2 separate regions of the Homo sapiens genome follow, and region 2 is linked to region 1. Evidence: read pairs that join two places in POLR2A ChIA-PET (ENCODE). Cell type or tissue: Panc1. All regions are shown on one strand. Links, peaks and the distances in the headings refer to the core of each region. The heading gives the core; the rest is flanking DNA. Region 1 has its middle 16 kb from the start of ING1. Region 2 overlaps ARHGEF7 (Rho guanine nucleotide exchange factor 7).

Region 1 (5,378 bases), core at 304-5,303:
TGAATTCAGAGTAGGCAGAAAATCTCATTCAATCTCTTCACTGTGTGGGTGAGGAAACCGAGGCCCAAGGGTGATGAAGCCACTTCCTCAAAGGCACTCCGTGAGTTGGTGGTGGGGCTGCCGGCAGGATGAAGTGCTGTTACTCCAGGCCAGAGCCACTCCCCCGCTTCATCAGCCATGCTGTTTCATGGGTGCACCTGTTCTCATTTATGTGGACGTTAGGAACCGTGGGTCTCTCGTGTTAAGCCATAGGCCTTTAATAAAGACGTGTAGAGTAAAGCCTGAATCCAAGAATTGACATTTAAACATGAAACATTTTCTTTTCTAACTTGGAAACCAGTTCTAAAAACACACCTAAAAGGGAATTTCAGTTTGATTTGTGTGAAGGGAATATTTTTGGATAAATCTGTATGCCATTGGAAATGCAATATTTCTAAATGATTAATATTTGAGACATTAATGTAATGAGACATGTAATGTCATGTAATGTAACGAGACATGTAATGACATGTAATGTCATTACATATTTGAGACATGTAATATTTGAGACATTAATGTAATATTTTTATTACATTTAATAAATTTTATTTTTATTATAAAATTTTTATTATAAAATTTTATAAAAACAAATGTAATGATCAATCACAGAGTTTAACAATGTATCCATTTACAAAGATGCCTGGAAACAGTTTGCTGTCTCCCAAAGTGTTTATTTAACATAAGAAATTGTTAGATAAATACTTATTTTCTCTATTATTTGAGCATCTTTTGGTTGCAAGTAACAATAATTGACTATGTCTCAAGCAAAGACAGGAAAGATAAGAGAAGTGTCAGAAAATTCAGGAATCGGAAGAGCAATGAGGACACCGCAGCAAGGATTTTTCTCTGCAGCACAGATGTGTTCAGACACAGTGCGGACCAGGTGGAGACCCATCCACGAGGCTCACCGTGGCCAAGGGGTAGATGGTGTGGTGGACACTGAGCTGCTGGAGTCTGTTGTGGACAGTCAGGTGCTATGTTAGAGCAAATCTTTCCATTTTAAAAACACTTCCCCGGCCAGGTGTGGTGGCTCAAGCCTGTAATCCCAGCATTTAGGGAGGCTGAGCCGGGTGGATCACAAGGTCAGAAGGTTGAGACCATCCTGGCCGACATGGTGAAACCCCGTTTCTACTAAAAATACAAAAAATTAGCCAGGCGTGGTGGCACTTGCCTGTAGTCCCAGCTACTCGGGAGGCTGAGGCAGGAGAATCACTTGAACCCGGGAGTCAGAGGTTGCAGTGAGTCGAGATCATGCCACTGCACTCCAACCTGGGCGACAGAGCGAGTCTCCGTCTCAAAAACAAAACCAAAACCAAAAACAAACACTTGCCCTGATAGGTGCTGTGTTTGAATAGACGCTTGTGCCACCCTGACAGCTACTGGCTCTGGCTTAATTCTTTTCCCTTTAATTGGGATGTGTTCAGGGAATGGAAATTAATTTTTGTATTTTAAAGTAAGTAAAAGTTAGATGGAAGAGGGGAAATTATAGTTTTCCATGGCCAATATACACAATTTTCAAAATATTTATGACTCTTTGCACCATCAATCTGTTCCATAAACATGAGAAATTAGAAGTCAACTAACAATGAAATACTTTTATGACACAAAGATCTTCAATAATATGAGGTAGTTGAAAGTCAAGATATACAAGGATGACCTTCCTTGGCATCTTGGAAGGCTGGTAAGAACCATTTCACTTTGCAAATTTTGAAAACTACACTCGACCAAGAAGTTTAATTCTTTTTTTTTTCTTTCTTTTTTTTTTTTTTTGAGATGGAGTCTTGCTCTGTCTCCCAGGCTGGAGTGCAATGGCACGATCTCAGCTCACTGCAACCTCCGCCTCCTGGGTTCAAACGATTCTCATGTCTTAGCCTCCTGAGTAGCTGGGTTACAGGCACCCGCCACGTGTAATTACAGCCACCCGCCTGGCTAATTTTTGTATTTTTAGTAGAGACGGCGTTTTGCCATGTTGGTCAAGTTGGCCTCGAACTCCTGACCTCAGGTGATCCACCCACCTCAGCCTCCCAAAGTGCTGGGATTACAGGTGTGAGCCACTGCGCCCAGTCAAGACGTTAATTCTTTAGAAAGTGCCAAGTCGGATGTGGAGAATAAAAAGATGAGCAGCTAAGAACCCAGTCTACAGAAGTAACAGCTAGATTGCACTGCAGGGGAGGAATGGGAATAGAATGTGTGAGGACAATTAGGAAACAGCTTGTGAGGCTTACTGCATGTGGCTCCATACTTCAGGAATGATCTAGAAAGGTCAAAGGAAAGCAGCACGGGAGGACTGTGATAAGCTCTCACAGGACACTGGTGTGAGGCAGATCTTACATGAGGTTACAACTCCTGCCACTGAGGATGCAGTGCAACCTAAATTTTGAAAAATATAAGACATAAATAGACCATAGAAGAACAAATTTAATAATACCAGGAATACTGTTTCTTGAGGAACCAAAATACATGGACAGATTTACTAATTTTATTTCCTCTTATATTTCTATAATGTTATTTTGTAGAATGACTCTTATGACAGTTTTATTTATATTCTTAATATCCAGCATAGGGGAGAAGCTAATGAATGACATTTCTGGCTTTACTGTGAAATTATGTCACTGCAGTGTGTTCATGGGATAAAATATTGTTCTATTACCAAAGGCGTTGTGTTCCTCTCTTCAATGATGGGGCGACTTGAAATCTTTTTATAGGGTGCCAGGCCAACATTCCTCTAGTGCAGGGAAAGCAGAGGGTCAAACCTAGAAACAAAGATCTGGAAACTAATGGCTATCAACCAGACAGCAGGAAGTCAGTTGGTACTATCAATCTTTTTTTTCTTTTTTGGAGACAGGGTCTCGCTCTGTCGCCCAAGCTATGGAACAGTGGCAAGATTTTGGCTCACTGCAGCTTCCACTTCCCAGGCTCAGATGATCCTCTCACCTCAGCTTCCCTGGTAGCTGGGACCACAGGCGTGCGCCACCCTGCCAAGCTAATTAGTTTTTTGTATTTTCTGGAGGGACAGTGTTTTACCATGTTGCCCAGGCTGGTCTGCTCAATCTTATAGAAGCCATGAAGAGCATCGTTTCAACATGGTGGACTAGGCTAGTCCCTAAACACATACAAATTTTGTATGAAATATGGGGGAAGGGAAAGGTTTTAAATACATACCCAAGAGGAAACACAAGAGAATTCTCCGTGTGTCAACACAAAAGAAATCAGAGCAAAAATGGCAAGCAGTTGCTGAAGAGGTAGGCATGTGACCAAGGTCTGTCCATTAAGGTGCCCCACCCTGCTGGCCACAGTGACCAGGGTATGAATGGGCAGGTACCCCACATCCATCACTACCTATCTTTCCTGGGACTTTTCTTCTGGAGCCACCAGCAAAAATACCTTTTGTCTTTTCATTGTTGCTGCTAAACCATGAGGATGTATGCCTGGACACCTGGTGGTATCTTACCCAGCACACAGAGAGTCAGCCTGGAAAATGGAGAGAAATACAGTGTCCTGATGGCATTGTTGAAACCCCTGAAGCCACATGAACCCTGGAACTGTCAGTTATGGAGGTCAATAAATCCTTTTGTTCTTAAGCTAGTTCAAGCTGGGTTTGCATACTAACCAATTCACCCACCACCTCTATTTCCCAATCCTCCCAACTTCCCCAAGTCAACAGTCATCAGCGGTTGGTGGGCATCTATCTCTCCAGCTCTTTTTCTTTTTTCTTTCTTTCTTTCTTTTTTTTTTTTTTTTTTTTTTTTTTTTTGAGGCAGAGTCTCACTCTGTTGCCCAGGCTGGATCTCGGCTCGCTGCAACCTCCACCTCCCAGGTTCAAGCACTTCTACTCCCTCAGCCTCCTTAGTAGCTGGGATTATGGGTGTGCACCACCACGCCTGTCTAATTTTTGTATTTTTAGTAGAAACGGGGTTTCACCATATTGGCCAGTCTGGTCTCGAACTCCTGACCTCAGGCGATCTGCCCGCCTTGGCCTCCCAAAATGCTGGGATTGCAGGCTTGAGCCACCATGACCAGCCCACAGCTCTTTTTCTATGAGATGATACACACACTTTTAGGGTGGTTTTGAAATGTGCACAAACCTCACACTCCTCCCATCCGAGTGGAGCCTGGTTTCCCTCCCTTAACTGCAGAGGAGCCTGTATGCCTGGGTTAACGTGGAGAATGCATGGGACGTGACACCATGAGACTTCCAAGGCAGCGCAACAATCACAGTTTCTGACTGATCCCTTCCTGTCTGTGGATGCTCACACTTGGGAGTCTGCCTCCTGGAAGGGCTGCACACAGGTGTTCCAGCCATTTCTTCAGCTGAGGTCCCAACTGGTAGCTAGTGCCAACCATCAGATACATGGGCAAGATCGCTTGAAGGCGCTACCAGCCCCAGCTTCCAGCTGACACCCAGTGGAGCAGAAACAAACTGTCCCTTCCCAGCCCTGCCCAAATGGCAGATTCATGAGCAAATTAAATGTCACTGTGTTAAGCCATTACACTGTGGGGTGAATTGTTATATTGCAGTAGATAACCAGAACAATACCTATGTAAAGATACAGTTTTGCTTTACTTTTTCTTTTACAGAAATGCGATCATACCCTATGTATTGATTTGCAATAAGCAATTTTTTTCCCCTGTGTAATACTTTGCCCTGTTGGTCATTCCATATCAATACATAAAAATTAATTGACATGTTATTAACTATCACAAACAATTATGTCCTATGGATATGCTATAATTGAAACATTCCTTTAATGATCAATGATTAGAGTGTTTCAAATTTTTCTTTATGGCAAACCATTCCGAGATAAATATCTGTGTATTGTTTTCATCCTGCATATGAATATTTCTCTATGATTGATACACAGAAATAAAATTTTAGCAAAAAAGGTTTTCACACCATCTGTAGAGGCTAAGGCAACTCCATTCTTACATGCTAATCCACCATGCTGACATCTGATTAAGCCCAGTTCCAGGAAGGCCTCTAAGATTTCTATGTTATCTACTTTAAGATATATCCCACCAGCATCTGTGAGTACTTACTTCTCCTTACCTTTGCTGTCATTGGATATTAACCAAATAGAATTTTTCCTGTCTTGAGAAAAAACATTTATACATAGTTATGTAATACATTATATTTATAATTAAAATATTACATATATAGTACATACATATATAATATATCCATATTGTATATTTTATTATTATTATTATTTGAGACAGAGTCTCGCTCTGTCACCCAGGCTGGAGTGCAGTGGCACAACCTTGGCTCACTGCAACCTCCACCTCCCAGGTTCAAGCAATTCCCTTGCCTCAGCCTCCCAAGTAGCTGGGACTATGGTTGC
Region 2 (5,378 bases), core at 301-5,300, 470 kb after region 1:
CATTGGTATACAGGTTAAGGTCAGGATTAGTTAAGGGGACTTCCAAGAGATCATCTCGGGCAGCATAAGTCTGGACTATAATTTGTTGGCAGTCATGCTCGATTGGTTCGCCATCCTCTGGGAGAAAAGTGGCAGGGTTGAGGGCCACGCATGTACATATTTGAAGCACTGGTCCCTCAAGGAGTAGTGCCTGGTATCTGAGTAGGCGGTTGTCTGATAGCCATAAACTTCCTTTGGCACCTAGTATGCCATTTACATCATGAGTAGTCCAGACAGTGAGATCCTTTCCTTGTGTTATTTTGATAGCCTCTGACGCTAAGACGGCCACCGCCGCAACTACCCTTAAACAGTGAGGCCAGCCTTTTGCTACTACATCGATTTCCTTAGTTAGGTATGCCACCGGTTGTGGGGTTGTCCCACGAGTCTGAGTAAGGACTCCAAGAGCTATTCCTGCTCTCTCTCTGATATATAAAGAGAAGTTTTGTCCTGTGGGAAGGCTTAAATCTGGAGCTTGTACTAGGTTCTGCTTTTTAAGGTTTTGAAGGCTGTTTCTGTCCCTGGTTCCCATTCTACTAGATGAATATTTGCCCTCTGGGTCTCCTTGATTAGAGTATGGAGGGGCCTGGCTATCTCGCTGTATCCGGCAGTCCATAGTTGGCAAAACCCAGTGATTCCAAGGAACCCCTGCAACTGTTTTAATGTCTTAGGGTGAGGATAAGCCAGTATAGGCCGTACTCATTCCTTTCTGAGGGCCCTGGTCCGTCTGGCTAAGATTAGGCCTAGATATTTGACCTGCTATAGGCAAAGCTGGGCCTTCAACCTAGATGCCTTGTTCCCTTGATCAGCTAGAAAGTTCAGGAGATCTAGAGTAGCCCACTGACATGAGGCTTCTGAACTGGTAGCCCAAAGTAAATCATCCACATGCTGAAGGACCAGAGTGCCTGGACTTGAGAAGTGGCCTAGATCTTGGGCCAATGCCTGACCAAACAGGTGAGGGCTATCCCTAAACCCTTGGGCCAAGACTGTCCATGTAAGTTGGGATGTGTGGTCTGTGGGATCCTCAAAGGCAAAGAGAAACTGTGAGTCAGTGCAGGGGAATACAGAAGGCGGCATCCTTGAGGTCCAGAATAGTGAATCATTCTGCTTCCTCTGGTATTTGAGAGAGCAGGGTATAGGGGTTGGGTACAACTGGATATAGAGGAATTACTGCCTCATTGATGAGTCTAAGGTCTTGCACTAGTCTCCACTGACGATTGGGTTTTTGTACCCCTAGAATTGGGGTGTTGCAGGGACTGCTGCATTTCCTTACTAAGCCTTGAGCTTTCAAATGTTTAACAATATCCTGTAATACTTTATGAGCTTCAGGCCTTAAGGGATATTGCCTCTGATAAGGAAAAGTGGTGGGATCTTTTAGCCTGATTTGGACTGGGTGGGCATTTTTTGCCCTTCCAGATTGTCTTTCCAATGCCCAGACTTCAGGGTTGATTCCCTCCTCAAGTAGGGGACAACAAATGGGTAACTTGTTCCCCATATTCGTGTAGATAATAGCTCCAGCTTTGGCTAATATATCCCTCCCTAATAAGGGTGTGGGACTTTCAGGCATAACAAGAAAGGCAAGTGAAAAGAGCAAAGTCTTCCAATTACAACTGAGGAGGTGGGAGAAATACCTGGTTACAGGCTGCCCCAGGATTCCTCGGATGGTAACAGACCTTGAGGATAGTCGTCCAGGACTGGAGATTAACACTGAGAAGGCCTCGCCAGTGTCCAAGAGGAAGTCAATTTCCTGGCCCTCAATGGTTAAATGTACACGGGGCTCAGTGAGGGTGATGACAAGAGCTGGCGCTTGCTCTGGGCACCGTCAGTCCTGTTGTTGGATCATCTGGTTGGGGGCTTCTGGCCCAGAGAACCATTGCACTCTGGGGCAGTGCGCCTTCCAGTGATTGCCTCGGCATAGCGGACATGGATGAGGGGGTGGCTTCTCGTTGGACAGTCTTTTTTAAAGTGTCCTTGTAAACCACACTGATAACAAGCCCTACTGGGTGATTGGCCTTTTCCATTTTCTGTCTTCTCTGAACCACCAAGGTTTGTCTGTCTGAGGGCCATGACTAAGGCTGCTGCCTTTCTCTGATCTCGCTTTTCCTTTTGGGCCTATTCCTCTTGGTCCCTATTATAGAACACTGAGGTTGCCAGGTTTAGTAATGCCTCCAGATTTTGTTCAGGGCCCAGGGCTTGCTTTTGGAGCTTTCTCCTGATATCTGCGGCTGATTGGGTAATAAACTTATCTTTTAGGATCAATTGACCCTCTAGGGAGTCGGGTGACAGGGTAGAGTATTTTCTTAAGGCCTCCTGTAGCCAGTCGAGGAAGGCAGAAGGATTTTCTTCCTTTCCCTGAGTTATGCTAGACATCATTGAATAATTAATGGGCTTTTTCCTAACTCTCCTTAGTCCTTCTAGAACACAGGTCAACAGATGTTTATGACTCCAGTCCCCATGATCTGAGTTGAGTCCCAGTGGGGATCCATACTGGGGACGACTTGCTGACCGGTAGGGAATTTGTCCCTTTCTTCGGCTGTCATTCTGTCATTTACTTGACTAAGATACCAGGTATCACCAAACTCTCGGGCTGCAGCTAAAGCTGCATTCTTTTCATTAAAGACTAGGGTTTGATCTAACAATAGCATGACATCTCTCCAAGTGAGATCGAAGGTTTGCCCTAGACCCTGTAGGAAATCTATCAGGATCATCTGAAAACTTCCCCAGGTCTGCCTGGATCTGCTTTAAATCAGAGAGGGAGAAGGGGACATGTACCCAGCTTGGGCCAAATTCCTCTCCCCCTACAGCTTGAAGGGGACATAACCGATAGCCCGGGGGTTTTTGTGGTCCCTTGGAGATTTCTTTGCTTATTTCCTTCTGGGCAGGGGAGATTAGAGGAGGCTTATCATTAATAGGAAGGGGAGCTATAGGGAGGCTAGGATATGGGGGTAAGCTGAGAGGTCCTCCTGTGGGACATAAATTGCAAGCTTTGCATATTCTCCTTCAATGAAAAGAAAGCTGGACATAAGGTATTTCAATCCATTTGCCTTCCCTCTTACAGAAAAGGTCAAGCTGCAGGATAGTATTGTAATTTATACTTCCCTCAGGTGGCCATTTTTACCCATCAGAGAGAGAATACTGGGGCCAAGCCATAGTGCAGAAAAAAATAAGCTGCCTCTTTTTCAGGGTTTCTGGGTCAAATTGGTCCGAATGGCTTAGGATGCATTTCAAGGGTGAGCATGTTGATGCCTGAGTGTTTCCCATCTGAAAGACAAAACCACCTGCAGTTTTGGTTTGTTTTTCTCCCCCTGCCCAAGAACCTATAATGGTCCCTGGACCCTGCTGATCGGAATAGTTGCGCTCACCGACGCAGCAGCAGAAACACCTCTTGCCCAAGAACCCTGGACCCTGCTGATGGGAATAGTTGTGCTCGCCGACGCAGCAGCAGAAACACCTCTTGCCCAAGAACCCTGGACCCTGCTGATCGGAACAGTTGCGCTCACTGACACAGCAGCAGAAACACTAGTTTCCCTCCTAGACCACAAGGAGGACTGAGGAAGGTTGGATTTAGTGGCCCTTACCGACGCATTCTCGTAAAACCTGCACCTTGCCTGTCCTCCTAGACCACAAAGAGGACTGAGAAAAATCAGATTTAATGACCCTTACTGACGCATTCTTGAAAACCTGTTAAGAGTCCTAAGCGTTCTCCTGTTAGTATTGGGACTTTACTTGTGTCCTATAAAGATGTTATGCCCCCAAAATGAAGTGGAGGGCCATACCCTGAGGGAGAGAAGGGATCTCCAGGGTTGGAAGAGTGATGCCTTTTGTCCTCACTTATATGAATAGGAAGGATACAATTTCTGAGGCTCCCCATATCCTAGCTTCAGGAATAGCTTTTGTTAGGCCTGCTTGTCTGAGTAGGGGTGCTAAAATTCCAGATAGTACCCCCTATGACAGGGCTTTGGGCAAAAATTATGTCTTTCTGATTGGCGGGCCCGGGTGCCTAAAGAAGGGAACAGAGTCCTGAAACTAGAAAAGAACTAGAGACAGGGAGTGGTTTTTAGAAGCAGGACTAGCCTCAGAGAAGAGAGGTGAGAGGACGTTTGTCTGACAGGCATTAGGACCCAGGAGGCAAGGGTCAGGATGGATAGGATAGATGGGCGAGTCTCACTTGGGCGACATAACTTTGAGAGTTCCGCTCATGGCCACAGGGTCAACCAGCTTGTTGTTGGGACCCCGGAGTTGAATGGCTTTCCTCTCTGTTGACCGTTGGCTCAGCCTGGAAGTACAGGAGAAGTGGAAGCTGGTACCAGGCAAACCACCGCTCCCAACTCTGAAGAGTCGGGGGTTGTTAGCCCTTTCCCAGAAAGCCTGACACGCGTGTCTTTAGTCCGGTGGCTGTGCTAGTTGCTTTTAACTGGCCGACAGGTGCCTGGTATTTAGCCCCCGAATTCTACGGAAAAATAGGACAGAATAGCAAGCAAAAGGGGTCCGATGATACTCACTGCTTGGCGATAGTCCCATCTGGGTCGCCAAAATGTGTCCAGAATTGGTTCCTTCTGGTGGGTTCTTGGTCTCGCTGACTTCAAGAATGAAGCCGTGGACACTCGCGGTGAGTGTTACAGTTCTTAAAGATGGTGTGTCCGGAGTTTGTTCCTTCAGATGTGTCCATTCCTTCAGATGTGTCCAGAGTTTCTTCCTTCCGGTGGGTTTGTGGTCTCGCTGACTTCAGGAGTGAAGCTACAGACCTTCGCAGTGGGTGTTACAGCTCTTAAAGGTGGTGTGTCCGGAGTTTTTTGTTCCTCCTGGTGGGTTCGTGGTCTTGCTGACTTCAGGAACGAAGCTGCAGACCCTTGCGGTGAGTGTTACAGCTCATAAAGGTAGTGTGGACCCAAAGAGTGAGCAGCAGCAAGATTTATTGTGAAGAGCAAAAGAACAAAGCTTCCACAGTGTGGAAGGGGACCTGAGTGGGTTGCTGCTGCTGGCTTGGGTGGCCAGCTTTTATTCCCTTATTTGGCCCTGCCCACGTCCTGCTGATTGGTCCATTTTTACAGAGTGCTGATTGGTGCATTTACAAACCTTTAGCTAGACACAGAGCTCTGATTGGTGCATTTTTACAGAGTGCTGATTGGTGTGTTTACAAACCTTTAGCTGGACACGGAGTGCTGATTGGTTCGTTTTTACAGAGTGCTGATAGGTGCGTTTACAAACCTTTAGCTAGACACATAGTGCTGATGGGTGTGTTTACAATCCTTTAGCTAGACAGAAAAGTTCTGCAGGTCCCCACCCGACCCAGAAGCCCAGCTGGCTTCACCTCTCAATATCTCATTGGTCAGAGAAAGTCA

Evidence for each region. Peaks named below come from ENCODE experiments on the same cell type or tissue, not always from the same donor. Only the 100,000 strongest peaks of a DNase experiment are listed, where the experiment ranks them.
Region 2: POLR2A ChIA-PET joins it to region 1 with 14 read pairs; 7 of 35 experiments call an interaction of 5 or more read pairs at or near these places.

What each region holds. Positions count from the first base shown.
Region 1 is chr13:110,726,803-110,732,180 of GRCh38, forward strand. No RefSeq gene overlaps it. Among named protein-coding and RNA genes, the nearest start is that of ING1, 16 kb to the left of the region's middle. In Panc1, for the core only: no CTCF peak of the experiment used is centred there; no DNase peak of the experiment used is centred there; H3K4me3 peaks cover 689 bases; H3K27ac peaks cover 900 bases.
Region 2 is chr13:111,193,760-111,199,137 of GRCh38, forward strand. The region is part of intron 2 of ARHGEF7 (Rho guanine nucleotide exchange factor 7); the gene reads left to right. Among named protein-coding and RNA genes, the nearest start is that of ARHGEF7-AS1, 48 kb to the left of the region's middle. RefSeq lists a silencer at 4,267-4,472. In Panc1, for the core only: no CTCF peak of the experiment used is centred there; no DNase peak of the experiment used is centred there.